Linked DNA regions of Homo sapiens: region 1 is linked to region 2. Evidence: chromatin loops called from intact Hi-C (ENCODE). Cell type or tissue: OCI-LY7. All regions are shown on one strand. Links, peaks and the distances in the headings refer to the core of each region. The heading gives the core; the rest is flanking DNA. Region 1 holds the start of ABCA9 (ATP binding cassette subfamily A member 9). Region 2 overlaps ABCA6 (ATP binding cassette subfamily A member 6).

Evidence for each region. A loop is a pair of places that touch in the nucleus more often than their neighbours do. Peaks named below come from ENCODE experiments on the same cell type or tissue, not always from the same donor. Only the 100,000 strongest peaks of a DNase experiment are listed, where the experiment ranks them.
Region 1: a loop joins it to region 2, with 2.1 times the contacts of the local background. A loop is called at or near these places in 2 of 110 quality-filtered maps.

What each region holds. Positions count from the first base shown.
Region 1 is chr17:69,052,897-69,069,627 of GRCh38, forward strand. It overlaps ABCA9 (ATP binding cassette subfamily A member 9), which reads right to left and starts at 8,031. Exons shown (of 39, transcript NM_080283.4): 1 at 7,970-8,031. It overlaps LOC124904051 (a long non-coding RNA gene), which reads left to right and starts at 6,243. Exons shown (of 2, transcript XR_007065889.1): 1 at 6,243-6,619; 2 at 6,792-7,196. In OCI-LY7, for the core only: a CTCF peak has its summit at 5,494; no DNase peak of the experiment used is centred there; H3K4me3 peaks cover 942 bases.
Region 2 is chr17:69,111,198-69,126,639 of GRCh38, forward strand. It overlaps ABCA6 (ATP binding cassette subfamily A member 6), which reads right to left. Exons shown (of 39, transcript NM_080284.3): 9 at 13,691-13,838; 10 at 12,042-12,210; 11 at 6,701-6,759; 12 at 4,179-4,289; 13 at 3,565-3,740; 14 at 2,421-2,540; 15 at 2,025-2,163; 16 at 986-1,076. Among named protein-coding and RNA genes, the nearest start is that of MIR4524A, 19 kb to the left of the region's middle. RefSeq lists an enhancer at 6,866-7,055. In OCI-LY7, for the core only: no CTCF peak of the experiment used is centred there; DNase peaks (open chromatin) are centred at 4,964, 6,824 and 7,114; H3K4me3 peaks cover 5,036 bases; H3K27ac peaks cover 5,282 bases.

The DNA.
Region 1 (16,731 bases), core at 4,900-12,899, 53 kb before region 2:
GTCTAATTGCAATTACCAGTTTATTACAAAGGATAAAACTCAGGAACAGCCAAATAGAAAATATGCACATGGCAGAGTGTGCAGGACAGGACACTGAGCTTCCATTAACTCTCTGGGTGCACCACATTCCCAGCACCTTGAGATGTTCACCAAACCAGAAGTTCCCCAAACTCCTTCAGTTAGGGCTTTTGTGGAGACTTCTTTACATGGGCATGATTAATAAAATCATTGGCCATTGGAGATTAACTCGAACTCAATCTCCTCTCCTCTTCCTGGACATCTGGGGATGGGGCTGAAACCTTCTAATCACATGGGTGATTCCCTGGCAACCAGTCCTATCCTGAAGCAATCTAGGGGATTTCAGCCATCAGATATCTCATTAACACGAAGATACTCATTTCACTTCAGAGATTCCTGGTCTTAGAAGCTCTGTGTCAGGAACAGGGACCAAATATTATAACTAACGCTATTCCCATCACCCCTATGACTCAGGAAATTACAAGGGTTTTAGAGGTTTTGTGCCAAAACTAGGGGGCAGAGACAAAATATATATTTCTTATAATGCTGCATCATGCAGGAACGATGGGCAAGGTAAGAAAGGAGATAAAACTTCTAAGAGAGAACCAAAAATAAATGCCTAATATTAAAAAATACTATCAGAAATGAAGAATGCCTTTGATCTTTGATGAGCTTATTAGTAGACTACACACAGCTGAGAAAAGAATCCAAAACTTTTTGAAAAGAAAACAAAAAAAGACTGAAGAAAAAACAGAGCAGAATATTTAAGAACTATGGGACAATTGAAAATGTGTAACATATGCCTAATGGGAATACCAAAAAGAGAGAAAGAAAGGAACAGAAGAAATACTTTAAACAGTAATGACTGAGAATTTCCCCAGATAACGGCTAGACACCCAACCTTAGATTCAGGAAGGTCAGAGAACACCAAGCAGAATATTTGCTCAAACAACTACACCAAGAAATATCATTTTCAAACTACAGAAAATCAAAGATAAAGAAAAAAATCTTAAAGAAGCCAGAGGAAGAAAACATCTTTTCTATAGAGGAGCAAAAATAAGAATTTTATCTAACTTTTCTTCAGAAATTATGGAAACAAGAAGAGAATAAAGTATTTAATGTGCTCAGAGAATAAACCCACCAACTTAGCATTCTACCCTTAGTAGAATGTACTCTGTGATATTAACCTCAAAAGATGAAAGAGAAGTACTTTCTCAGACAAACAAAAAATGAGAGAATTTGTTGCCAGTAGACCTGCCTTGCAAAAATATGAAAAGAAGTTATTTCAAAAGAAGTAAAATGATATGTCACAAATTTATATATAAGCCTGGACACAGTGGCTCATGCCTGCAATTACAGCACTTTGGGAGGCTAAGGTAGGAGAATGGCTTGAGCCCAGAAGTTCAAGACCAGCCTGGGCAACATAGGGAGACCCTGTCTCTACAAAAACAAAATTATTTAAATTAGTGAGGCATGATGGCTTATGCCTGAGGCCCCAGCTACTAAGGAGGCTGAGGTAGAAAGGATCACTTGGGCCTGAGAGGTGGAGGCTGCAGTGAGCTGTGATGGTGACCCCGCACTCCAGCCTGGGCAAAGAGTGAGACCCTCTCTCAAAAAAAAAAAAAAGAAAAGAAAAGAAAATTCAGATTTACATAAAGAAAAAGCATGAGAGAAAGAAAGAATAAGTGAAGGTACAATAAAAACTTTTTCTTATTTTTAACTGATTTGAAACATAATAGAAAATAATAGCAATGTATTCAATTGTGTATACTTATGTTTATATATGTATATAATGCCATATATACAATATATGTATTACATTCATATATAATGTTCCTGTATGCTTATCTGTAAGTGAAATGAATGACAGTAATGATATGAGGGACAGGAGGGAGGAGGAATTGGGGTTATTTTGTTATTATAAGATACGCTACCAATTAAGTGGTATAGTGTTATTCGAAAGTTGACTTGGATTAATTGTAAATATATATTGCAAACTCTAAGGATTTAATTTGCTTTTCTTTTGGAAAATTCATGAAAGAAAGTAAAAACAAAAAACAAAAAAAATGAGTCTAAATGAATGATAATCTAAGAAAGAAGGAAAAATGAAATTATATTAAATGCTCAATTAAAACCACAAAAGGCAGAAAAAATGTAGACCAAAAATAGAATTGAAGACTAGAACAAAGGCAATAAATAGAAAATGGTAACAAATTTGGTAGATACTAATCCAATATGTCAATAATCACTTTGATCATCAATGGTCTAAATGCACCAATTAAAAGACAGAGATTGTCAGAGTAGATGACAAAAAAGATGTAATTACATGTTGTCTACATGAAACCAGCTTTAAATATAAAGACACATATAGATTAAAAGTAGAGGGATAAATATAGATGGACCATGCTAACAATAATCAGAAGAAAGCTGGAATAACTATATTAATTTCAGATGGAGTAGAATTCTAAAACAGAACAGACTTTTCATTCCAAAGAAGGAAAATTATCAGGGATAAAGTGAGAAGTTACATAAAGTTAAAGGGGTCAATTTTCCAAGAAGTCATAGCAATCTTTAACATGTGTGTGCTAACAACAGTGTCAAAATACTGAGAGAACTGCAAAGAGAAACAGATGAATCCACTCTTATAGTTGGAGACTTCATCACCTCTCTTGGCAGAAATGGACAGATCCAGCAGGCAGAAAATAAATAAAATCAGAGTTGAACTCAACAATATAATCAACCGATTGGGTAAAATGAACATTTCTACACACGATTTCACTCAATAACAGCAGGAAATTCATCCTTCTCATGCTCACATGGAACGCTCACCAAGATAGACCAATTTTGAGCCATAAAACACACCTTAGAAAATTTAAAGGAATAGAAATCATACAATGCATGCTCTTGGGCAATGGTAGAATTACACTAGAAATCAGTAATAGAAAGATAACTGGAAAATCTCCCAAATACATGGAGGTTAAACACACTTCTAAATAACATAAAAGTCAAAGAAAAAAATCTAATGACAAATTAAAACTTATTTTGAACTAAATAAAAATGAAAACACAGCTTATCAAAATTTGTGGCATACAGTGAAAGCTTTGCTTAGAGAGAAATTTACAGCATCCAATGCATACATTAGTAAAGAAGAAAGATCTAAAGCAAACAATCTAAGCTTACACCTTAGGAAATTAGAAAAAGAAAAGCAAATTAAATCCAAAGAAAGCAAAATAAAAGAAATAGTAAAAATTATGATAGAAATCAATGAAACGGAAAACAGGAAATCAATAGATAAAAATCAGTAAAACCAAAAGCTGGTTCTCTGAGATCAATAAAATCAATAGGCCTCTACCAAGACTAACTAAGAAAAAAGAGGGAGAGAACACAAGTTGCTAATATTAGAAATGAAAGAGGGGGCATCACTACAGATCTCATAGACATTAAGAGGACAATCAAAGAATATTATGAACAACCCTAGGCTTACAAATTTGATAGCCTAGATGAAACGAATCAGTTCCTTCAAAGAGACAATCTGTCAAAACTCACACAAGAATAAACAATCTGAATTAACCTTTATCTGTCAAAGAAACTGATTTAATAATCAATAATCTTCAAAACAGAAAGCATCACTGGTGGTTCCCCAGTGAATGGGTTCACTGGGAAATTCTATCAGACTGTTAAGGAAGAAATTATTTCAACACTCTACAATCTCTTCTAGATGCTAGAAGCAGAAAATGAAATACAATTCTGAATCTTTGTTCTGTATCTTTCAACTCCTCGTCCTTCATCCCCTGGGATATTTACAAAAGCCTACTTCATAAGGTGAAGCCTAATTAGATAGGATATACTGTGTAAGAGATAATGAGCAGAAGGAACTAGAGTAGAGTGATGGTGGTAATAACTATTTTGGAATAGTTAAATATGTGGTGATGAAGAGGCACAGAAATAAAAGCCAGATCTATGTCACTTGGTCAATAGAGATTTTCCTATGAAACATCCCAAGAGGTAGGAAGACTTGGAACTCATAGTTTTAACTAGTGTTCAATGGTGTGAAAATGCATTTTGGGGAGACGGTATGGGCATAAAAATGTAATTATTGTGGAATGGACTGTTGAGTCAAGGAATAGGTTTGGTGTATTATAGACAAACTTTATTCTTGCAAAGTAGATGGCCCGCTTTTACTGTTGATAGAAAAGAGCACCCAAACTAATCTTCACATCTATGATGGCTATAACCTTCCTATACATATGTGGATAGGTGGGAGGTGGAGTTAGGGAGAATGAATCAGCCAAATAGAGATAAACAAATCACATAAAATTGTCCTTGAAGGTACTTAAACAGATACCTCATTCTACCATTGTATTATTGAAATCAATATAGGGATAATCATTTGTAGGCACCAATGTTGCTCTGCTATTTTCAATGAGAGACAATCACCCATGCCTGCCTGCTTATGGGCTCAGCCTTGGCCTTGAGGGTAACCCACATAAGGGCCTAGGCTTACAAGAGTGAAAGAGAGAGAGAGAGAGTGGCCTTTAGGCTTGCACACAGATCCACCAGTCAGCCAGACTTTCACTTTCTAAAACATGGGCCTAGGCTTTAGGAAGTCTTTATAGGCTTTAGGAAGTCTTTATAGAATTGTTTGCAGAGAACAAACAAAGAATTCAGGATATGTCTGTCCAAAAGCCATTAACTGACCTACTACAACATAATGAAGGTAACTTACTTCAGATATGACAGTTTCAGTTTGGTAGTGCGGGTACAATGTAATTATTTATACTCTTTCATGTTAACACAGCTCAAAAACTATAGTCACCCATTTGTATTTGTGGGTTCTGCACTTGTGGATTCGACCAACTGGCGGTAGATAATGCTCAGAAAAAAAGGATGGCTAGGTTTGTACTGAACATGTAGAAGCTTTTTTTTTCTTGTCATTATTCCTGAAACAATAAAGTATAACAATTATTTACATAGAATTTACATTGCATTAGGTATTGTAAGTAAGCTAGAGATGATTTAAAGTACGCAGGAGAATATACATAGGTTAAATGCAAATATGACACCATTTTACATAATGGTGTCGTATATAAGGGAGAATAACAACGATGGTCTGAAAGTTGTAGAGCTTTAGTGAACATGAACTATTTTAACTGATAAAGAAAACGTAAGACCTAATCTTAGCTAACAAACCCAACATTCTAGGATGGGAAACTCACCCAGGAAATGATTCAAAGGTAGTAGTTCAAGTCTTGGTATAGTGGAGCACAAGGCCAGTTGACTAATAAGGCCTGTGTTTTCACATCAATGGTATCCTCTTTTGGTGCCATGTTGAACAGGAGTGGCAATCATAAGGTTGCTATTGCCCCTTCAATGGTTTTATTAATGAGGGTGCTCCTGGATCCTAGGTTCATGGTTCATCCTGCCATATTCATGGCAGGAGCAAAGCCATGAATATGCTGACCCCTTCTGGTATTCAAGAGACAGCTCAAGTGGGAAGACGATTTATTCAAGTCAGCCTCAAGGGGGTAGTACCAGAGATGGAGCCTATCCATGGTCTATTGCAGGGAATACTGTGCTGCTACTGAAGTCTGAAGGGCAAGGTGTATTAGTCTGTTCTCACACTGCTAATAAAGACTTACCTGAGGCCAGGTACCGTGGCTCATGCCTGTAATCCCAGCACTTTGGGAGGCTGAGGCAGGTGAATCACAAGGTCAGGAGTTCGAGACCAGCCTGGCCAACGTGGTGAAACCCCATCTCCACTAAAAATACAAAAAATTAGCTGGGTGTGGTGGCGAGTGCCCGTAATCCCAGCTCCTTGGGAGGCTGAGGCAGGAGAACCGCTTGAACCTGGGAGGCAGAGGTTGCAGTGAGCCGAGATTCCGCCACTGCACTCCAGCCTAGGTGACAGTGTGAGACTGTCTCAAAAAAAAAAAAAAGACATACCTGAGACTGAGTAATTCATAAAGGAAAGAGGTTTAACTGACTCACAGTTCTACATGACTGGGGAGGCCACACAATCATGGCTGAAGGCAAATAAGGAGCAAAGTCACGTCTTATATGGTGCCAGGCAAGAGAGCTTGGGTAGGGGAATTCCCCTTTATAAAACCATCAGATCTCGTGAGACTTGAATACTATCATGAGAACAGCCCAGGAAAGACCTGCCCCAATAATTCCATTACCTCCTCCTGCGTCCCTCCCATGACAGATAGGGATTATGGGGACTATAATTCAAGATGAGATTGGAGTGGGGACAGAGCCAAACTATATCACAAGGCATAGTTGAAGAGAAATGTGATTGGCAGAATAATGGTCCCGTTCTAATCCTGGAATTTGTGAATATGTTACAGTACATGACAAAGGGGAATTAAGGCAGTAGATGGAATTAAGGTTGCTAATCAGCTGACTTTGAAATAGGGAGATCATCCTGGATTATCTGGGTAGACCCAGTGTAATCACAAGGGTGCTAAAAAGTAAAACAGGGAGGCAGACAAGATCAGAGTGAGGCAGTAGAAGAAGGGTTCATTCTGCTGCTACGGCTTTGAAGATGGAGGAGGAAGACCATGAACCAAAGAATGCAAGAAACCTCTAGAAGCTACACAGGGTAAGAAAACAGATTCTCCCCTACAGCCCCCAGAAAGAGACACAGCCTAGCCAACCCCTTGATGTTAGCCGAGTGAGAACCACATCACACTTCTAACCCCCAGAGCTGTAAGATGATAACTCTGTTTTGTTCTAAACCATTAAGTTTGTGGTCATTTTTTTTTTTTTTACAGCAGCAATAGAAAGTTAACATGGGGGCAGGGTTGGGGGAAGGAGTCCGAGAGCCTGAGGCCTGAGAACAAGACAGGAAGACATTGCTGGACATTTATTTTATGACGTGCCTCATCAGCAGAACAAAGAAGGGCATGGACTTATGTTTAAAAACTGTCCAGAAGTGACCAAAGAAATTCACCAGTGATGCAGATGAGCTCCTAATAATCATGCCATCGGAGCAGGCTGTGATAGCCTGGAAATCCTGCCTGAAACCAAACTGCAACATTTCCAACTAAGAAATCAAGCGGTGATAAACCTCAGTATCTGAAAGGGTTAAATATTGTGCCCACGTGACTACTGTTCTTTCTTTCTGTGAATTAATGTGTGTGCCAGAAAATATTTGTGAATAAAAAACAATTACATAATCTCATTGTCATGAATGTGGTTATTTATCTCTGAGCGTTAAGACTGATTTTTCCCCCCACTGAACATCTTAGTGTAAATATCAGAGAAAAAATATACTACCCACCGTAATAATATAAAACATCTAATTAGCTTAAATTGTTCTGAATAGGAAATTGTATAATTTAGAAATAATAAATTGGTTATAAAAAGCCAATCATTTCCCAGTCAGATAAAATTCCTGTTATTCACAGAACAAATTTTTCTAATTTGTTGCACTGGGCAACAAATTAGATCAAAATTTTAAAATAGTTACTATAATAAACAAGATCAATAAAAATCTTTCCTTAAGTTTTCTTGATGAAAATATTCTCAAGCCATTTAAAAACAATTCAAAACTCAGAAAATTATGCATCCTGCAATGCTTACAATTCCTCTGGCAGTAAAATTAAAAACAAACAAAGAAGAGTAAGTAATTCAAATAAATTTGGAAATAGTTCATACTTGTAAAGAAGCAACATAACGTGACATTTCTTTTGATTTATTCAATAGCCTATTAGATAATGTATGCTATTTGTCCAAAAATGTTTTAGTTACGGGGTAAAAATTTAAATTCTTAGTTCTTCATTTGGTTATTTAGACATACAAAATAAAATAGATGATTTAAAAAGTCAAAATGACTCGTTAATAACTTACTGCTTTTAATGGTTTCTACCTAAACGTCTGGCATGCCTATTTATAGTCTTATGTTATATTTCTATATGCAAAATAACCACAATTTTAGAGGTTAACTTACTCTCAGGAAAGCTGGAGGAAAAATCTAGAAACACAGTTCATCCATGGGTCTCTGCATGTTCTGGAGGAGAATTCACATTCCTTTTGGGTCACTACTACATCATGCTTTTAATTTCACATTCATTGTGAATAGTTCTGTTTTATACAAATTTCCCAGGAGAATCTGGTCTCAGTTCAGCTAGCCTGCCAAAATATCTTCTGCTCACGTGGTGATTTCTTTGCTGTTTTCCATTTCTTTGTTTCCTGCTAGTTACTCAGCAGGGAGTTTGTAGTTGCAGATGGTTGGCTGGACATATCAAAACATTAGGAACTATCAAACCAAGGAGAATCTAGCCTTTCTCAATCGGTCTTTTCATACAAGGCCCTAATGGGAGAGTTGACCCCAACACAATGATTTAAACAAAGATAAGTAAGAAGCCAATCCAGAGAAGAGTAGAGCAGAACAAAGTGAAAAATACATAAATATATATGTTATATATATATATATTTTAAGTGACAAGTAAATACATACAAATTGGGTTAGAAACTATTTAAAACCTTCAACAGATTCTTAAAACTTGAATCCAGAAATACGGCAATAAAGCAATGTAATTTTCTTCAGGGTAACAAAAGAAACTCTGAGTTTCCATCTGCATCTCAGTTTCATTGTGTGCATACTAATTGTAGCATCTTTCATCTTTCATGGTACTGAAGCGAGCAGAATCTTTAGAGAAATCTCACATAACAATTACCTGTGCTCTCAAAGCCTCCAGGCTTGTCATCTCTGCAACGGTTCCCATGAAACAAACTACTTTCTCCACCAGTAACTACTGAATTTTAGTATGTCCTGCTTTCCAGTATTGTTAGAGAAACATTTTTAACTGGTAATAGATGCCATTCTGTCTATTTTTGAGCATCTTATGTAAGTAGAAGAAAAGACTGTTCCAAAATTCTTATAATTCATGGAGTTCATCTTTGGCTGAAGAAGAGGGGGGAAAGGACCACTATCATTCTGCTTACAGCCAGTAAGTCTGTTAAATTCTTCAGTACTGTAATTTCTTCCTGAACATACAGCTGAAAGGGAAACAATAAATGCATGCAATTCTTAAATCAGCCTCTTATCTGTGTCTCATGGACCATGATAACCAAATGAAATCTTCCTTACCCATTTCCCATTCTCTCAATATTGATTCAATTATATTTATCCTTTTTCTAATTATATGCGATCCAGAAGTTGCTCAGCAAGCAGTCTGTGGAAGTAGGCTGAACTCCTGAATCCATGAGACTGTCAAACTTAAAAAAAAAAAAAAAGACTTCTGATTGTTTCCATATGTCTACAGAAAAGGTTATAGGTTGGTTGATTTTCTGCAGAAAATACAAAATTATCACATTCAATACATTTAATAACATCGCCAACATTTTGTGCACAGAGAATATAATTTAGGAAATTTTTTTTCAGTAACTTGTTTCCTAGAAGAACTTTGTACCTAGGTTAGAGCTTATGAGTTCTGGACCTAGTTGATTTTGACTTTCGGTTCTAAATTCTGTTTTCAATGTTTCCTTCAGTGTACCACACTGTAATCTCTGTGGCACTATAACAGAGCAAGCTCCCTCTCATTGATCTTCTTTTTAATATTTTCTAGATTAAACAATATTTAATATTTATTTATTTATTTATTTATTTTGAGACGGAGTTTCCCTCTGTCACCCAGGCTGGAGTGCAGTGGCACAATCTCGGCTCAATGGAACCTCTGCCTCCCAGGTTCAAGCGATTCTCCTGCCTCAGCCTCCACAGTAGCTGGGACTACAGGCACCTGCCACCACGGCCAGCTAATTTTTGTGTGTTTTTAGTAGAGAAGGGGTTTCACCATTTTGGTCAAGCTGGTCTGGAACTCCTGACCTCAAATGATGCACCCACCTTGGCCCCACAAAGTGCTGGGATTACAGGCAGAAGCCACTGCGCCCGACGTATTTACTCTTATAAAGAAGTTTTTGAATCAGTTTACCAATTCAAAAACAATCCCATGGGAGTTCAAAAATGAAATGACACTGATTTTATACCATAATGTACACTTTTTTTGGCAACTACATATAGCATTTATTGTGTCTAAGACATACTTAAATATTAAAACATTTAATCCACAGAATAATCCCATGAGGTAGGCATTATTCTAATCAACCCATTTTACGGACCAGAAAGGTGAGGCCCAGGGAGTTACATAACTTGCCCAAATTCACACAGATGGTGAGTAGCGGAAACTGAGTTAAAACTCAGACAATCTGTAGAGTCTATGAGCTCAAATTACAAATGCTATGCTGTCTCATTTGCATATATCTCTGTTTATTCCATTATTCTTACTTTATGTGCACATATTTTACAATTTTCCTTGCCTTTTGCTTCATTTATTTTGCGGCAGTATTCTCCAGTGCCAGAAACCTTATAAATTTCATGTGATGTGTTTTGCACCAGACTACAACATTCTTCTTGGAATCTTTGCTGGCTATTTGTAAGGAGGACTTGTCACCCCAAGACCTGTGTGCAGCCCTTCTCAACACTGTGCAAAAACAGAAAAACCTGATCTGTAAAGAGAGAAGGATGAAGCGGTCCAGCTGCCTGATAAAGACTGAGAATGTCTGCTTGTTTTCCAGGGGCTTTTATCTTCTTGCTTTTCATTCTTTCTCAGATCTGGCTGCACTGCCTGCATGTGAGTTTTGTCAGATATCCTCCAAACATTTCTCTTTGTTTTTTGTTTTGTTTTGTGTTTGTTTTTTTTTGTGTGTGTGTGTGACGTGATCTCTGCTCACTGCAAGCTCCGCCTCCCGGGTTCATGCCATTCTCGTGCCTCAGCCTCCCAAGTAGCTGGAACTACAGGCGCCCGCCACGATGCCCGGCTAATTTTTTGTATTTTTAGTAGAGACAGGGTTTCACCATGTTAGCCAGGATGGTCTCGATCTCCTGACCGCGTGATCCGCCCGCCTCGGCCTCCCAAAGTGTTGGGATTACAGGCGTGAGCCACCGCGCCTGGCCCTCTTTGTTTCTTAAAAATGTAATAAATTCTACTTGGTCTTGTTTTGTGCTTTTTTTGCCTTGAAATATCCTTTGTGTGATATATTCCTGCCCTCCACTTTCATTTGCAATTTGCATTTCTCAGATATATTTTGACAAACTTTTATTACATGCCTAAAGGATGCCTGTTGAAGTAGTATAATTGCATTTCTCTTTTTACCTTATCTGCAAATCTTCTACTATCCATGGGCAGGGCAGGGAAGGGGATGTAAGTCCTTTGGTTACCCAATCCTTTTCTTCCAGTCATCTTATTTTATGGTCTCTTTAAATTACGCTTTCCTGTTATTTCCCATTTATCCATTTCTGTAGTGATTGTGTTTTCTCTGTTCCTTTTTTCAGGTTCCCCTTTTCCTTTTTCCCCAACTATCATCTATAAAGTTCTGGATCAGTATTTTGTTCTACTAGTGATAACCCTCAAATGTTAACAAACGTATCAGGATCTACATTACTCTGGCAATATAAAAAATCAGCCTATGTCTCTATACATCTTTCTCCCCCATCTTCCTGCTCCTTATAGGATACACCCGTTAGCATATTTGAACTTAAAACATTAGCTCTACTTCTTACTAATTGCAATGCAAGGCAAGTAACTTACCTTGGAGCCCCAATGATTTACCCAGGAAGCTTTAGTTTTCTCATCTGTGAGATCCAGAGGACACAATAGTATCTAACAAGGGTGTTTTAGAATTTATAAATTTAGGTTTGGGGTGGAGGGGAGATGGTAGAGATTAAAGGAAATAACATATGTAAAGTATTGAGTGCAGTAGCTTGCAATGAGGGATGACTCACCAAATGCTAGAGACTCTACTCTCCACGGCTGTGTCAAAACTAGACATTATAGGTGTTTGTAAATTTTACCAGTCTGATTAATAAAAAATAGTACCACCTTGATAACTTATATTTCTTAGTGGTGTCAAGCATATTTTAATATACTTTTTGGCCATTTGTAAATTTTTTTTTACTATAACAAATCTGTTCATTTTCTCTATCTGTATTTTTGTTACTCTGTCATTCCATTATTGTTTTCTGTTTTTGTTTATAGCTCTGACTGAAAATGTCTTATATTTCTCACTTTAAAAATAGCATGTTATTGCTTTCTCATCCAGATATGATGATAAAGTGCTTTTGGTACTCGTAAGTTTGAGGTTTTTTTGTTTTTCTTGTGAAGACATCTTAGGGTTTTCTCTTTAACCACAAGTGTAGGGAATTTCATGACAGTGTGCTCAGGTATAGATTTTTGGGTTTTGTCCTACATGGCACTTTGTGTTCACTTGCAATCAAAGAACTTGTGTCTCCTTTTTAAGTTCTGGGAAAATTTTAACTAATACCTTCATCAAATATTGCTTTCCTTCTAGTCTCTCTATTCTTTTCTCTTGGAAGTTTATTAGATATTGAGCAATGTTGTCCTTGTGTCTATCCTTTGCTTATCTGCCATCTTGAAATGGGAAAGCAATCTATTTCCACATCACATATAAACAATCTTTCTGACATAGAATTTTTATGATATCATTCCCACTACTGCCTTGACTGTGTCCTGATCTCTTTGCAAATGTACAAGAATTTTTTTTTTAATTATCTGGTCCTTTCTTCTCTTTCCACTCTTCCCTTGCCTTGTCTCCTTCCTCCAACTCAAGCCAGATACTTCTACATGATTTTCTTTTTTAATAAGTACATCATGTTCTCATTTACCTCTCTTTGCTCTCCTGTAACTAACTCCGGTTCACAAGTGGACTTCTCTGGTGACTACAACTATCTGCTCAGCTCCTACTTTTCCTTCAGGTTTCAGCTCTGATCTCTCCTCCCACAAGGTGCCTTCCTTGCTGATACAGTTTGGCCGTGTCCCCCCGGCAAATCTCGTCTTAAATTATAGTTCCCATAATCCCCATGTGTCGTGGGAGGGACCTTGTGGGAGGTAATTGAATCATGAGGGCAGTTACCCTCAGGCTGTTCTTGTGATAGAGAGTGAGTTCTCATAAGATCTGATGGTTTTATAAGGGGCTTTTCCCCCCTTTTGCTCGGCACTTCTCTTTCCTGCCACCCTGTGAAGAAGGACATGTTTGCCTCCCCTTCTGCCATGAATGTAAGTTTCCTGAGGCCTCCCCAGCCACCATGAACTGTGAATCAATTAAACCTCTTTTCCTTATAAATTACCCAGTCTCAAATATGTCTTTACTAGCAACGTGAGAACGAACTGATACCCTTGCCCTCATTGCATATGGGTTCCATGCCCCTTCCAGGTGCCCCCACAGCACGCTGTGGTTACTGCTATTGTAGTATGTACCTCACTGTCTTTTAGGCTAAATATACTCATTTCTCCCACACCATAGATTGTAAACAACTGAAGGGTACAAAATCATCACCGCTGTGTACCTCACAGAGCCTGGAACATGAAGGTTGCTCAATACATATGTTTTAAGTTTTAAATGTATAATATTGAATGTGAGGTAGGAAAACAAAAGAAAAAAAGTATCTTTTTTTTTTCAAGAAGCTTAGTTATAAAAGAAAGGTTGTAGGTTGGGTGGTAGTTTAAGTGAGTTGTTTTTGTCAAGAAAAGGTTGTTATTTTGTTTTTTAAAGACAACATTTAAAAAGGGAAAGTGAGGAGGAGAACGCTGAACACGCAGGAGAAACGCAGTAACAGGTGGAGTGCTGCTTTTTTGGAGGGGCTGCGTAAGACGGTATTGGATCAGATGGGACAGGTTTTTTTTTTTCTCTGTCACAAGAAAAAAAGGAAGTGCCAGTGAAAGCTGAGAGGATTAAAAAATGTGACAACACGAAGTAAAGATTTCCGTCCTCAGGGTTAAGATTTTTCTGTGAAGTAGGAAGCAAATTCTAAGAACAAACCAACAGATGTGCTGGGCACTTGAGGATACTGTGAGGAGTCTTCAAATAGGTATCAAGGAGAGTGGAAGATTGCCTTAGACATGTCAGGAACTCATAAGTCCTGCTGCCTTAAGAAATGCTCCTTGAAACTAAAGGAAAATTTGTAAGGTTTATCTCTGAACTGATGGCTCAAAACAACATATTTTTAGAAGTTATTTATCATTAATTAAAATCATTGATGGATCAGGAAAGGCATCGATAGCTATTGAAACTGATAAATAGTGAGTGACTTAAAGACTTGACAGAAAAATGCTTTAAATGTACAAGAGAAAAGCCGTACTTATGGAATAAACTGAGTTACTCATACCTAAGACACTAGCACCAATACAAAAATAGCAATAAAAAAAGAATTGACATATTTAATGCTAAATTTTGTAATATTTTTGCTATTTTTGTATGAATGGAAATTTTCTTAATATATAATTAAATATGATTTAATATTTTTTAAATTTATATTCTTCAACTTTGAATTTATAAAAGAAAGTCATTGTGCCCTGTAATCCCAGTACTTTGCGAGGCCAAGGTGGGAGGATCTCTCGAGTCCAGAAGTTCAGACCAGCCTGGGCAACATGGTGAAACCCTGTCTCTACAAAAAATACCAAAAAATCAGCCAGGTGTGGTAGTACATGCCTGCAGTTCCAGCTACTCTGGAGGCTGAGGTGGGAACATCACTTGAGCCCTTGAGCCTGGGAGGTGGACGTTGCAGTGAGCTGAGATGGCGCCACAGCCTTCCAGCCTGGGCAACAGAGTAAGCAGAGTGAGACCTTGGAAAAAAAAAAAAAAGAAAGAGAGAGAGACAGAGAAAGAAAAAAGAAAGAAAGAAAGAAAGAAGAAAGAAAGAAACAAAGAGAAAGAAAAGAAAGAGAAAGAAAGAAGGAAAGAAGGAAAGAAATTGGGTTATACAGGTTTCTTTTTTATTCTTACCCTATATAAGACTAACTAGTAAGCCTGGGCTCCTCAAACATCACCAACAATTACAATTACATTACAAGTTATAGTCAGAGTTCAGAAGCCTCACAGAGCTCACTGGGTTTGAAAGAACTAAACATTGCTGCCATTGCATTTCTTGTCAGCTTCTGTTGGGGGCAGTACATAAAAACAAAGAGTTTATTTTGTTATAGTAGATGCTCATCTCTGTGCAGGAAACCTAAACAGAAACACTGGGAAATCTTGGCTCCTTATCTTATAGGCCAGGAAATCTAGGCCCCACTCCACAATATCTGGGGGGCACTAATTCTTTCTGTATTTGTTTTAAGATGTTTGATTAAATTAATATATGTTAGATTTTGCCTAGGTCTTTTTTCTCCAGAGAAATTATTTACTGTTACATAGGAATCTCAGGTGTTCAGCCTTTTTATAAACATTCAACGGAAACTTCAAACAAAAATGTATTTGGTCATCTAAAATTATTGTTTCCAATATACAATCATTATTCCTCTGAGCCCATCCTGGGAGTATTTTATGCAAGTTTTCTAGTGTATTTAGCATACAACTTAAAAAACCTTAAGAAGATATCAAGCCAGTTACTTTTCAATTTATTTGTACCAAAATACCACACAGTGGGATTTTGTAAGATAATAGCAAAATCTTTATTGCTATTTCTATTTCTATTGTTGAACTATGCTAATGTGAATGCTCCTTCAACAAGGAAATAAATAAAATGGTTAAATAAGAAGTAACAAAAACAGAGATCACATTTAAAGAAAAATAAATACCCAGATGCCAGAAATGAAACAGGAAAACAAAGCTAAAAGGAGATTGCTATTTTAAGCCAGTAAGTTTTAAGGTGGTTTGGCAAAGGCTGATTGACAAACCAGCTAAAATATAATTCATGTGTAAGCATAAAATAGATATATCTTTACCCCAAAAAACTGAGATTTCTATTTTATGGACATCTCTGAAAGAACTACTAATAAATATCCTCCAAGAAGAAGAAAAAACTGAATCCAGAAAGAAGTAGGTGAATGCTAGCAACTAATAAATATATTAGTGAACTAAATAAATATTGATTGTGCAAACTAATGATGATAATGACTAATGTGTGCAGGGGGCAGTGTTAAACACAATGGACAACTCAAGTATCAAACAGCAGTTATATGGGAGGAGAGAGCCATGATCAGAGCTAAGTTCCCTAAAAATCTTATAGTTTAGGAAGAGGACAAAGATATGATTAACTTTAAAACTGCATTCTTCAGTAAGGTAGCCACTAGCCCCATGTGAGTATTTAAATGTAAATTTTAATTAATTAAAAATCAATAAAATTTAAAATTCAATTTCTTCACCTCCAACATGTAAAGAGCGTGGAAGTCATTATTCGCTTTCTTGCAGTAAGAAAAAACCTAAGCAAACTGAAAATCAGTGATATTTCTTGGACCCATCAGAGATTGAGGTTTCAGGGCAAACTACAACCCTAAAATCCAGAGAAACAAGTGAATACAGAGAATCACAGCCAAGATCAGCTTACCTGGAGCAGAAATCACTAGAGCCAGAAATTGGTAGGACGGAATGCATAAATGGTAATTTTGATGAATTGCTGGAGGTTGAGTGTGGCCTGCAGCCGGGGGAGACATTCCTGGGGTCAGTCCCCTTAAGGGGAAGAAACAGGTGAGTGTAACTGGAGGAGGGCAAAGCCTGTGGGCCTCAAGGATCCATTCACCACTAGATCTGGTACCAAAGCAGGGGAGGAGGGTCTGACCTCCCTTTCCTTCTATCCTCAATCTGTTGCTGCTACTTCCTGTTGGATTAATCAAACCCAGCTGGAATCCAGGCATCAAAGAAGAGAATTGGTGATGCAGTACACAGTGGTCAGCTTCTTTTACAAGGGGTGTGTTAGGG
Region 2 (15,442 bases), core at 64-8,063:
ATGTATAGTTATAGATAAATGTAGGAAGCTGAGAATGTTAGGAAGAAGAGACTTCTTAGGGAAAATAATTATTATACCAGACCATATCATTAGCTAGTAGAGAAAATCTGGCCCACATGCATGCTTTGTTTGGCCATAGGGTTATTTTAAACAATTATTTTAGCCTGGATATACACCAATATGGTTTGGCTGTGTCCCCACCCAAATGTCATCTTGAATTGTAGTTCCCATAATTCCCACATGTCATAGGAGGGACCCAGTGGGAGGTAACTGAATCATAGGCAGTTACCCTCATGCTGTTCTCATGATAGTGAGTTCTCATGAGATATGATGGTTTTATAAGGGGCTTTTCCCTGCCTTCAGTCTGCATCTGTCCTTGCTGCCACCATGTGAAGAAGGGCGTGTTTGCTTTCCCTTCTGCCATGATTGTAAGTTTCCTGAGGCCTACTCAGCCACGCCGAACTGTGAGTCAATTAGATCTCTTTCCTTTATATATTACCCAGTCTCGGGTATGTCATTAGCAGCATGAGAACAGACTAATATATACACTTTTTTGTTAGCCACAGTTATCATTACTTTCTGCCCCTAGATTCTCTCCTTGTTGATACTGGCTTCTGAAATTATTTGCCTTTTTGCCCTATGAAAGAATGAAAACATATTTCAGAATTCTATGGATCAGCTGAGGAAAATGTGGGTAGGAAGCAGGTAGAGGTTTAGGCTGCACAGAACAGCTACCTAGAAAAGTGGCACATGAAGTAGTCTTGCTGTGAAAAGTCAGGCTTGGTTTATCATGTTGAAATGTTGCCAATGATTAACATTGTAAAGACACAGGAGGAAGGAAAGTAAAAAAAAGTATTCAGGAAACACTGATCAATCCAGTATGGTAGAGATGAAGCACGAGGCCAGTTCTGTTTCATAATTGTCCACCTTTTTCATATACCAGTATTGCAAACACATAAATCCAATCTATTCCCAAAGTCTTTACCTTAGGTGATATCCAAGACCCCACCTTCTTTTCAAAAACATAGAAGAACCTGCACACTTCAGTCTCCCATTGGACATGATCACTTTTCTATCTGAATGAAAGAAATCAAGGGAGAAAAGATATTGGGGGTCATTTCTTCTTTCTCTAGTAAAGAAAGACGAGGAGCCAAGGCTCAGAAGTGCAAAGGAGAAGTATTCAACAGGGTATAACTAGATCTAGTGTGCATTTTAACATTTGAAATACATATTAAAATTGATGCATTTAAAATGAACTCATGATATTATTCAGCCATAAAAGAGAATGAAACCATGTCTTTTGCAGCAACATGGATGGAACTGGAGTCTATTATCATAAGTGAAACAACACAGAAACAGAAAGTCAAATACTGCATGTTCTCATTTATCAGTGAGAGCTAAAAAATGGGTACACATGGACATACAGTGTGGAGTAATAGACACTGAAGACTCGGAAGGGTGAGAGAGTCAGAGGGGGATGGGGAATGAGAAATTATTTAATGGGTACAATGTATATTATTTGGTGATGAATACACCAGAAGCCTGGACTTCACCACTACATAATATATCCATGTAACAAAACGGTACTTGTACTCATTAAATTTATACAAATAAATTAAATTTAAAATAAAATAAGCTCATGAACACCAGTCTATCTGCACCTTCCAATACTTTCTGAAAAAAAAAACACATAAATTACATGGTATACTGTATACTCTGATGCTAAAGAATAAGTGTCTATTTTTCAATTAAATATATATAAAAAAAGATTTGAATGTTTAAATTAATTGACAGCTGATCTAAAAAAAAAAGGTAATCAGAATTTTTCATTAGTTGTCACTACCTAGCAAATGTACAACCAGAAAGGAATTCCACAGTGGAACTAGACTCCTGTCGTCCTCCTGACTGCTATAGAATGTAGGAACATCACCATAATGAGAGCAGGGCTCTTACCCTGGGAATAGACCTCGCTTCTAAATTCCCCAATTGCATCATGGTAACACTGAGATAAAACCAACAATTACCAGCCAGGATGTCAGCCTCATCCATGGACTGGGTACTGAAAAGGATCACATGATCTGCTCTACGCTCTCTCAGGAGGCTCCACACTTGATCTCTGGAAAAGGGATCCAATCCAGTAGTTGGTTCATCTAAAAGCAAAATCTACAGAGAATGAAGATATATAAAATATGTCTCTCTTTCACATTAACTGTATCCAGAAGATAGCATGAAAAACAATAAATACCATAAAATAATAACCATCCAGCCATTTTTCTCCAATATACTTCTATTTATAGTTAAACATAGCAGGTTCTCTCTTGATGCATTACAATGAAAGCTCTACCACTTTTAGTGGTAAAAGAACTTGACATTTTGCAGACATTCGACCTGCTTCCTTCCCCATGCATAATCTCACTTACTTGAGGATCTCCTAAAATGGTAATCCCAAAAGTCAGCTTTCTTTTCTGTCCTTCACTTAAATGTTTAGCAAGGTTATCTTGAATGTTTTGCATGTCCAATTCCAATAATATTCGTTGTACCTATATGAGAAAATACGCAACTTTTAAAATCCAAAATGAAGAAGACATTTATGCAGCCAAAAGACACATGAAAAAATGCTCATCATCACTGGCCATCAGAGAAATGCAAATCAAAACCACAATGAGATATCACCTCACACCAGTTAGTATGGCGATCATTAAAAAGTCAGGAAACAACAGGTGCTGGAGAGGATGTGGAGAAATAGGAACATTTTTACACTGTTGGTGGGACTGTAAACTAGTTCAACCATTGTGCAAGTCAGTGTGGCAACTCCTCAGGGATCTAGAACTAGAAATACCATTTGACCCAGCCATCCCATTACTGGGTATATACCCAAAGGATTATAAATCATGCTGCTATAAAGACACATGCACACGTATGTTTATTGTGGCACTATTCACAATAGCAACACTTGAAAACAACCCAAATGTCCAACAATGATAGACTGGATTAAGAAAATGTGGCACATATATACCATGGAATACTATGCAGCCCATAAAAAATGATGAGTTCATGTCCTTTGTAGGGACATGGATGAAGCTGGAAACCATCATTCTCAGCAAACTATCGCAAGGACAAAAAACCAAACACCGCATGTTCTCACTCATAGGTGGGAATTGAACAATGAGAACACATGGACACAGGAAGGGGAACATCACACATGGGGGCCTGTTGTGGGGTGGGGGGAGGGGAGAGGGATAGCATTAGGAGATATACCTAATGTTAAATGACGAGTTACTGGGTGCAGCACACCAACATGGCACATGTATACATATGTAACTAACCTGCACGTTGTGCACATGTACCCTAACTTAAAGTATAATAAAAAATAAAAATAAAATCCAAAATGATTCATATTATGCAATTTTAACCACTCATTAAAGCAGTCGATATTTGTTATGGGACCTCTTTGCCTAAATTTTATTCATAACAGGGCAAATAAATCATTGAAGAGAATTCTGTGGTCATGATTTAATTTGGTAAGTGGTTGGCAGGTCAGTTAATCCAAGCATGCCCTCCTACCTCTTGTTCCACTTCCTTTAGATGAATCCCTTTTATTTTAGCAAACAGGCTGAGGTTTTCCTTCACGGTGAGTATGTCAAATTGAACATTGAATTGAGGACAGACGCCAGTTATCTTTCTGATTTCCTCCAAGTCTTGCATTTCAGAGAGATTTTTATTATAGATGGTAACTGATCCTAAGAATAGAAGTTAAAAATAAAATTGGCAAGATAATACATTCTATTAATATTCATAGATCTCATTTAAGAAAATATTGGCATATGTTCACAAATGTCTAAAATGATTTGTGAACTACTATTCTTGACATAAATATATGCTTATAGAACTGCATATATGTGAACACAATTTGTGAACTACTAATTATTCTTGTTACAAACATATGCTTATAGAACTGCACATCTACCCTGAAATATCACACAATGGAATAAAGATAATAATTTTTATAAAATTGCAGAAATATGAAGTATATTCAAAATTATGTAGCTCTTGGAAACAACTTTAGATAAACATTATTTCTCTTAAGCCATCAAATTTAAAATTTAAAATGAGAGGCATATGCTTGACCTCATTCTATTATAAGACATCTTGCCTTTGAGAAATTTCTTTTTACTCACCTTCTGTTGGAACAGACAATCCATTAAGAATATTTAGCAGTGAAGATTTGCCAGCTCCACTGTGACCCAGGATTGCCGTGATTTGACCTTCATATATGTCAAAGAGCAAGCCTATTTTTAGAACAAATTGTTAACAAATTATTAACAGTATAAACAGAAAGGCATTAGACAGGCCTGGTCCCAACATAGAACAAGGCTATTTAGTTTAGTGGCATATTTCTCAGCATTTCAATACTTTAAAATACACAATGATCAATATTTTCCTAATTGCCAAAATAATATGTGACAGAACTATAATAATTAAAATAATATGTTACTGGTGCAGGATATAGTGACCAATGGAACAGAACAGAAGTCTAATATGGACCAAAGAAAATATAAAAATAAAGATTAATAAAATGACCTTTCAAATGTATTAGAAAGATGGTTTATTTAATAAATAATATTGGGACAACTAAACAAATACATTAACAAATTTTATGTTTGTAATTTTTTTTTTTTGTTACAGGATCTCATTCTGCCACCTAGACTGGAGTGCAGTGGAGCAATCACAGCTCACTGCAGCCTCAATCTCCCACGCTTAAGCAATTCTCCCACGTCAGCTCCCTGTAGCTGAGACTATTGGCCCACGCCACCACACTTGGCTAATTTTTGTATTTTTAGTAGAGACAGGGTTTTGCCATGTTGCCCAGGCTGGTTTCAAACTCCTGAGTTTAAGCAATACACCCACTTCGGGATTTACAGATGTGAGCCACCATGCCTGGCCTGTAATTTTTAAATGCAAAGTATACGGTGTTTTCCAGGGTAAGAGGGAAGTGATACTGGCTGTTGGGACTGACCCACAGTAACTGGAAAAATTAAATAGAAGCCTCAGTTTCGTCATCTGCAAAGTGAGAGATATATTAACATGTCTTTCACAGGCCTAAATGTAAAATGGTACATGTAAATCACTTAGCATAGTTTCCCGCACACACCAAATCCTCAATGAAATCTAAGTGTTTATTGCTATTGTTGTCGTTGTCATTATTATTCATTATGTATTGCTTGTGGGAGTATGACTTTTTATGATTTTAGAGGGAAATAATTTGAAATATGAATCAAGAATCTTGAAAGTATGCTTCCTTTGAATAATTCTGCTTCTAGAAATTTATATTCAAGAAACAATTTATGACATTTACAAAGATTGAACAAGGCTGTTCATTCTAGTATTTTTTATTACACTAAAAATTGGAAACAAATTGAATCTCATACATTGGTGTGTTAATAAGTTAGTCGTGGTATCCATATAATGGAATGGTACTTAGCTTCTGAAAAGTAGGCCATAGATAAAAGATTTCAAAAGTGTGTCCCAAAGGTGTTGCAGATGTGCTCCAGAAACTAACTCCATGAGGAAGGAAGAGGAGGCTAAGGGATTGCAACTTCTTCCCTGATTTCCCAAAGAGCAGCTATACTTGGTTTGAATTCATAATCATATTTTTAATGTGTTGATGTCCAATGCTTTTAATTTTTTAAGGTGCTGCTATTTTTAAAATGAACAAAATTCTTAAAGAAGTTTTTTGTTTAGACAAAAAGAAGTTCATGACTTGATGAGTACAAAGGTAGTTCAAAATGTGCTCCAAAACTTTAAGTAATCAATTTAAAATTATTTCAGTATCTCCTGAGCTAACATTAAAGAAAGAAATCACAGCTCTAGATGGTATTTGATGAGAGAAACCTAGAGAGAGAATAAAATTGCTCATACAAATACATTAAATTCTCAAAGACCTAATCTAAAAGCAATGAATAAGACTGAATTAGAGGATGCTGTATTTATTAGAAAATACACGCAATATAAACACAATGGTCGGAGAACTCTACACTTCTGGAAGGTTCATGGCTCTTCTTTTTCAGCTTTTAAGGCTTCTGTCTTTTATAAAAATCATTTTTATCCCTCCTAAAAATTATTTTTAATAAAAGTAAATAGTCCTCCATGAAATCTAGCTACTCACTTTGATGTTTGCTTAAATGTCTGTTATAGAAAACTGTATGTTAGAATATTTTGTATCAAAATGTGTTTTTTCATTTCAAATTATAACTTAGGTTTGTTATAGGATATTGACTTGTGAAATTTAATTCATAGTCAATGGTTTTACTCATCTTGCTTTAGTTAACCTCACCAGTACATATAAACTATGTAAATTCACCGGCTAGTATAAAACCTTTATCAGATTTCAGTCTAGATGTTCTTTCCTCACAGTGACAATATATAAAATATTGTTCATAGCAGATTAATCTTTAAAAACAAAGAGAAATTACATCTTTCATTGTATGATACCACTGTTATAAATTAATAGATTCATGAAATATCTGGAAGAATTTTACAGCATATTCTTAATCATGATTAATGTCCAAGTGATAGCGTTATTTATATTCTTTTTTCTTTTGCTTATCTACATATTTCAAATTTTTTCACATTGAATGTTTCCCTTTTTTATAATAAAGAAAGAAGTGAAAGAATGAAATTTTTCAATGTTTTTCTTTACCTTTCAATGCTTCCACTTTTCCAGATTTTCCTTTATATTCCTTCTTAACATTTCTGATTCTGAAATAACAAAAAGGGTGCTTACTTAGCCAACACAGAAGTGAAAATAGCACGGGCCATTTATAGCCCTAGTCATAGTGATAACTGCAGCCAACCACTTTATGTGAAATAAGGGATGGCATAAACAGTCTATTCAGAAAGAAAAAACCCTATTTTTGATTACTTATTTCCCCTGAGGTAGAAAATAGAGGAGTCTCTCTCAAGTTACAATTAAACTACTAGTATTTTGCCTAGAAAAGTAGAATGCTGTGTAATTATCCTCACTTTCTTCCTCTAGCTTTAGAACAGTTGGTTCTTCCCCCTGTTCAAGATCAGCTCATTTACCTAGGGTCTTGAACTGGCATCCTGCATCGTCTCCAAGTCTTGCTTATTAGTTTATGAGTCAGACACTCTGTCACCTGCATCTTTTATAGTGTTCTCTCTAATAGTTCCTCTTTGAACTCACCTCTACTTTGGACACAATTTAATTTCTCTCCTCCCTGTATTGTACAAAATTCTCAAAATAAACTTGCCATTGTAAACTTGCCATTTTCACTTCCTGACCTTTAATTCCTCTTCAATTGCACTCTGATTTCTGAACTCACCACTCCAGTGAACCACTTCATAATGAAATCATTAGTGACCTCCTAATTATAAAATACAACAAATACTTTTCCATTCTTACAGTGGATTATGAGTCACTGTTGATGACTTTCTCTTTGTTAATGGTGACTTAATTGCTTTGCTTCTTATTTTTCTAAATGTTCCTTCTCTGTTTCCTAATAAAGTCCTCTTCCTTCATCAGACACATCAGCTTGATATTCCACAGGGTTCTCCATGTATATGATGGATCTTCTCATTTGAGACTCTCTCCAGAAGTTTTCTCGTTGGATTTTTTGTTTTAGCATCAACCTAATGCTGACCCCACCCTTTTCATTGATCTTTAGATTCACACATCTAATGGTTTGCTGCATAGATAGTCTCTCTCTCTGTCTCTCTCACACACACACACACACAGACACACAGCTCTTAATCAGTGGTTGTTAATTGTGAATACACATTAGAATTCCAAAGGGAACTGATGCCTGCAAACAACATCTGAGATTCATATTATATTCACATTAATTACTTCTCTGCAGAGTTCACAGAAAAAAGATTCACATTAATTGATCTGGGGTGATGAGTTTTTCTTGGCAGTGAAGGCTGAGGATTGGGATATTTTAAATGTTCTTCCAAATGAGTCTAATGTGAAGCCAGGTTTGAGAATTAACTGCTCTAAAACTGCATATGCAGAACAGACTTCACTGCATTGTCACCTAAACCCATTTCCCCATCACGCAGGATCTTATTTGGCAGCATGGACATTCAACTACTCTCTTCCTGATTCTCACTCAGATTCATCACCCATCCAACCTGGTATCATTTTTGTAAAATTTAACTCTAAAATAGTTCAAGTCTTGGGTCCCTTTTAAGTCTTCAACTATTCTTCTCTTGTTCACTGCCTCTAGTTCCTTTCCCTACTTTCAGTTTATTCCCCTAGAATCCATGCTTCACACAGGAAACAGGGTGATTTATTTTAAAATCCATTTTATTTACTCCTCAACGTTCCTCATCAGCCTCAGAGGGAAAGTCAAGGCTACTTTGTACCACATGAAGCAGCCACTCATGGTCTGTCCAGTGACATCTTTTGGCATCCTCGGCCTCATGTTTTATGTGTCAGGATCACCAAACCACCATTTATATCCTGCACAAAGCTTAGTGCTTTTTGTCTTTTCTGCTGGGTGTGTCATACACATATACATATATACATGCACTCACACACACATATGTACATATGCACAAACACACCTTTTTATCTGTCTTATTCTTAGAATGTTCATTGCAACATCATTTGTCAGACCAAAAAATTAGAAACAACTAGAATATTTTTCAATGTCAGAAAAGATAAATAAAAGTGGTAGATTCATATCTTAGAATACTTTTATATAAAAATTAAAATCAATGCATTAGCCCATAGTTATCACTATGAATACACCCCAAAAAGCAAAATGCTGAGTGTAGAAGCAATATGTAGAAACTTAAGTACAGTCTGATACCATTTATAGATTATATCAAAAACACACAGAGCTATATCACATATATCTATATCACATATTGATTAGGGCTATAAGTGTATGGTGCAATATGTAAATATATGAATGGAAAGTGATAACACCAAATCCATTATAAAGGTAAATTCTGACGAAGGATGGAGAAAATATTTTAAAGAGATCAAAAGGGACTTTAAATAAACATATAATATATCCATTAAAAATACAAAGCAAATATGACAATAATGTTTATATCTGCTCAACCCGGATGGTGAATATGTCAGCTTTAAAAGCCTAAATTTCTTCAGTAATTTTTAACTTTTTAAAACAAAAATAGACGTTCTCTTCGATTTCCCTAAACTAGGGTAGTTAACACTTCTATTGACTAAATAACAGTAGTTAATATCTCTATCCCTACATTTATCAGATTGAATTTCATGTACCTATTTATTTTGTTCCCTGTGTTGTGTGCTCCTTGAAAGACAGTTTATTGTTCATATTTGCTGCCCTAAAGATTAGTAAAGAACCCAGCAACAATATGTTTGTTGAATGAATGAATGAAGCAAAGTTAAAAGATGATGAGTCTCACCAGGTATTTTATTTCAGCATTTCTTTGTAAAATGGAATCCCTGTTGAAGTGAAACTTTAATGTTTTGTTTTAATAAAGAAAATTCCATTTAGGAGGAGCTGTTGTTTCTGGATTTTAGACATGAAATCAGTCATTTACATTTGAGGCAGACATTCTACCTGTGTTCTGGGAATATTGCCTGAATGGTCTATAGTTACAGGAATGCACATATGTGTACACAATTGCCCCCAGAGAAAATGTGACTTGGGAGTTATGAATGAGGAAGAGCCAGTTGTGAATAAAAAATGTATATTTTTACAAACCCAGAATCATGATTCTGGTTAGAATTCTACAAACTTTCATCCATACCCCTGATACATAGAGCTTAAAGATTACATACCCTGTAAGCTCTATGTATCTTAGGGGAAGAGTTCCTTTGTATATAAAGCATTTCTATATAAAGAGGAAGAGTCAATTTTTATATAAAGCAGAGACCACATAGGAAGAAAAAAATCAATGGCTTAGTGCCTTTTATATTCATACAAAATAGAATTCACACGTTGGAATTGATTGAAAAAGATTTGACATTGTCTACAGGTGGGGAAGAGTAATGATGCCACTAAGAAATGATCACTGTGAAGAAAGAAGAGATAAAACTTGTGGATTAGAAACTGCATATACTGTTGGATGGTCAAAAGGCAGTTTTAGACTGCCTTGCAGCCCCAGACCTGCTTTAACACTCAGTGAGTGTGTACCACCTTGCCATTAAAGAGCTACAACATTGACCGCCTAAGCCTACTTTCTTGCTTTGGTGTGGATCTGGGGTGAGGTGCCCCACAATGGAGCCAAAAGCTTTAGTGAATAGTCCTTGCATCAAATGACTTTCTTTCCCTGGTTTGTCAGTAGCCTCAGGTCTCCACCTGAGCTAAGAATCCAGACCAAGTGACAGGTGTACCCAGTCAACACTGTATACATTGGCTAGGTTTGGAGGCACAGTGGGGATGTGGGAGAAGAAGGGAGAAGTTGGGGGAAGGTGGGGGTGGAGCACATTTTACTTTCTTTCCTAGGTCACTAGGCAGCAGTAGAAGAACAAAGAAAATTTTGAGGTCTTTGTAAGTAAAAGATTTTGTTAGAAGATTGGATCTGAAAATTTTTATAATTTGAATAATAATATAATACAATATTATTTTGTGCCCTCAACTGGTAAAGAAGGATTGATGACACTGGAACTGAGTTTTATGGAATTATTCCTCACTTGGCCTTTCTTGTTTGGATAGAAATTTTCTATGGAGCTGGTATACTCCTAGCTAGAGCAGAGGAAGCGCTGTTGCCCCTCTCAGAAAACTTAAACGGAAAATTGGTTAAGAACTAGATGGAGGAAGCTTAGGTATATGGGTTAGGCCTCTTTGTCTTGGAAATATTTCACTTCCTAGATATGGTTCTCTATTTATTCATTTTTCTTTGCCTCCTGACATCTCAATAGTATGTTAAGAGCATAGACTGTAGAGCCAGACTATCTGGATTACAATTCCAGTTCCCCACTTGCGAGTTGTGTGATATTGGGTAAAAGGCTTAAGCTTTCATTGCTTCACTTTTTGTATTCTCAAAATGGGGAAAATAAAGATACCTACCTCGTAAGCTTTTTGTGCGAATTATGTGCAAGTCAGGTACATAGTCAGCACTAAGTAAACATCTGTTAATAAATAAACGATTGCTATTTAAAGCGCTGATCCATTAACTTTGTACCAAACTTTGTAGAAAAATCTACAAAGCTATTTTGAAATCCATGATACTTGGGTTCAATCCCAAAACTGCTGAGTTAGAATCCCTGGCTAAAAACAGATATTCTAAATGCTCCTCATGCAATTCTGTGATATACCAAGTCTCATAACAACCCTACAAAGTCAATATTAATCTTGTTTCATAGAAGACACTGAGACTCATAAAATTTACTCATTTTTCCAAGAGTACACATCAAATGAGAGAGGAGAGTATTAGGATCTAAGAATTTCTGATTCAGAATTTCTTACTTCTTCCAACTTATCATATAAAACCAGATGAAACCATGGAGAGAGGGGTTCACAGAATGAAAGGAGCAAGTATAAAAGAGAGGTGGGCACAAGAGAAAGAGGCAGAAAGGGGGACAAGATGAAGTGTGGCTGGATAATATGATACAGAGCTGATAAACAAGGAGGATTTTCCTTTCAAGTAACAGAAGAAATTGGTGGTGATGGAAATGGAGCAGTTCAAAGTGACATTGACAAAAACAAATATCTTCTCCTTCAATATTTTGCCTCAAGCTCACCCTGATGCTCTCGGTTAATAATTCTTTAGCCTTATGTTCTCACTCATAGGTGGGAATTGAACAATGAGAACACATGGACACAGGAAGGGGAACATCACACACCAGGGACTGTTCTGGGGTAGGGGGAGGGGGGAGGGATAGCATTAGGAGATACACCTAATGCTAAATGACGAGTTAATGGGTGCAGCACACCAACATGGCACATGTATACATATGTAACAAACATGCACGTTGTGCACATGTACCCTAAAACTTAAAGTATAATAATAATAAAATTAAAAATAATAATAATTCTTCAGCCTTGTGCTCATGCATTAGTATTACTTATAAGTGTGATTACCTGATGGCTTCTTTTCCTTGGAATTCAGGAGCTACTGGTTCAAAATAATCATCAGAGGGATGCTCAGCATCGATTTCTTTCTCAATAACCTTAGCATTAGTCCTTTGGTGTTGGAAACAAGATGATGAATTCAAGAAAAATAAAGGAGAATAATGGCGCTCATCTCCATCTAATTAACCAAGAGGCAACAAAATATGATCAGTAATAGTAAAAGAATGCGCAAAGAAGCCTTGCTAACAACAATGCAGAATGCCTTGAAGTTTTAAGCATCATAGAGACATTTTTTCTTCTAAAACTCAATTTATTATTAAGAAGAAAACTTGATGATGAAGTAAACAATGGGAATTCAAAGGAAATAACATATTGCAAAATTAAACAATATAATACAGCTTTCAACAAAGTATAAATAGAATGTGATCAAAAAAAAGAAAGTCAATAGGAAAGTGAGGTTCGAATAAAATATTAGGTGTATGACCAGCTGAGTTGGACTCCAGCTTTTCCCTGATCAAGACATTAGTACAGATCTTAGAGCCTCTGTTGTCTACATCTGTAGAAAAGGACACCCAACAAGGAAACCATTATATGTCCTTTTTTTCCAGTCTTAACAATGGGTTGCATTATCCTTAATAGGCTCATGAAAAACAGATTTGTATCACCCAATAAACATATTTATTAAATTTTTTTAAAATGTGATCTAAAAGGTATTTAGGAGAATGAATGAAACCAAATATTTGGGAAGACACAAAGCCTTAATACAGTGCATAAAAATAATTGTAGACATGTTTGTCAACTTAAATAATTTGACCACAGCAACATAATTGAACATAATATTGAAATCTATATATTCCTGCTTAGGCATGAATACATGGAGAAACTGTATTTGTTTAGAATAAATTTATAGTGATATTTTAAATATATTTTTCCAGTTTAAAAAACAAAGTTGAATTTATTATTAAGGGCCTTCACATATCAACCAGAAGTCACAGAAAGACAGGAATATATACAAGTAAATACATAGAAAACCTATAAGACAACCTTAAATAGTGGAAGGAACATATAAAATAAGAGGATAAACAAGAAGATTGTGCCAGAAAAAAAGCTTTCTGATTCTAGAATGTGTGAAAAAATTCTGGGCTTACGTGACATTTTTGGTTGTTTGCAAGATAATTTAACTGGGCGATCAATATACTTCTGTAAATATGAACAATATATAAAACATTTTGAGAATGATGCTGAACAAATATTCATGAGAAAGCTCTTCCACAGTATAATGGCCTCCCGAGAGCCAAACCACCATAAGAACTAATTTCTTTTATCTTGTTTTGACATAAATCCTAATATGACCCTTTCAAAACACTTTCAGGGATCCATGAAAACCTAACATTATTTAATTACCACACAATTACAAGATGTATTATAATTATTGTTGTCATATAATTATAATATATTGCTATAGTAAAGTCATAAGAAGAATTGTTTTTACATAAAAATTTCATTAGACCATTAGAACTATGAAGTAGAAATAATGAACTTATTAGTTTGAAATGGGAAATATTTAATATTCATTTTAAAAGTCTATATAATCTTAAAAAATATATTCAATGTAATTAATAACTGTAGAGGACAGAGAAAAACTCACTATTACTTACAGGGTAAAATTTTGTCAAAGTATAATGCCAATAGCAAGTAGATGAGACCATCCAAAAGCAACATAGAAAAAGTTGCTATCATTGTATATGAGTCTCCTGAAGGGTCAGGAAAAATTACACCATTCAAGTTATAATCCAGTTTGATAATCTAAGATTCAAAAAATAAAAATAAATGTTTAAAATAAATAAATAAATAGCTTGGCATAGCAGGAAAAAGTATTAATTTATTAACTAGCTTTTTCAAGAGGCACTTAGTAGTTACTAGTCAAATATATAAATAAGTAAATAAAGGTATTGGTCAAAATATTTCTATTTTACAATGAAAAATAATTAGAAAGAAATATTTATTTAATAAATACAATGTTCTAAGTATAATAATTTAAATTATAATTCATTTGTTTGTTTTCAGAAAATCATTGCAGTATTACAAATATCTATTCTGGGCAACAAAGGAGATATAAATTTTGGAAAGAATATAAGAAATTCTTGGACGCCTTTAATTAGATAAAAAGAGAACTTACCTCCTTTTCTAGTTATTATTTCAAATAAAAGTTTGTATTTAGAATTTTGCCACATAATAACAGCGACTATGTTCTAGGCACTGTCCTAAGTGTTTTGTATATTATCCCATTTAATCTTCCTTAAAACCCTATCAGATAAGCAATAAGGCTTATAAAAATAATAAGATTTTAATCTGCACTTTACATATGATAAAACTAAGGCACAGCGAAGTTGAGTAGCCAAAAGTGGCGAAGTGAAATTAGAACAAAGAAAGTCTTACTCTTAGGGCCAGTTCCTTACCCTGCACACTCTACAGCTTCTCAGTCTATGTTAAAATGTTAACATTTTCATGATAAAGTTGAATTTATTCTAGGAATCCAAAATTGAGTCAACATTTGAAAATCAATCAATGTAATTCAACATCAAACATTAAATAGGAAAATAATGTGATCAATATAATAGACACAGAAAAACCATTTGGTAAAATGTAATATCTATTCATAGTAAAGAAAATATCTTCATAAACTAAGATGAATCTTCCTTAATCTGGTGAATTACATGCACTGAGACCAACAATAAGCATCATACTTAATGGCACAATGTAGAAAGCTTTTATTTTGCCTGCATTTCTATTCATTATTGTACTAGAGGTCCGGACCTGTGCAGGAAAGTAGGAAAAAGAAATAAAAAGCATAAGGATTGCGATGGGAAAAATATAAGCCATCATTATTTGAAGACAACATGATTATATATGTATAAAACCCAGAAAAATATTGGGTTTAGTAAGAGAATATAGCAAGAATGCTGGATAGAACGCCAATGTACAGAAATCAGTTGCATCTCTCTACATTAACAACAAATGTTTAAAAATAAGAATTTAAACATAGATGCTATTTATAACAGCATGAAAAATATCAAAAGCATCAGAATGAATCAAATAAAAATGTGTAAGACCTCTACAGTGAAAACTAAAACAGGCCAAGTGCATGGATCACACCTGTAATCCCAGCACTTTGATAGGCTGAGTTGGGAGGATCGCTTTTTTGAGCCCAGGAGGTTGAGATTAGCTTGAGTGACATGGTGAGACCAACTCTCTACAACAATTAAAAATTAGCCAGGTGTGGTGGTGTATGTCTATAGTCCTAGTTACTTGCGAGGCCGAGGCGGGAAGATCACTTAAGCCCAGGAGGTTGAGGCTGCAGTGAGCTGTGTTTGTATACTCCAGCCTGTGTGACAGGGCAAGACCCTGTC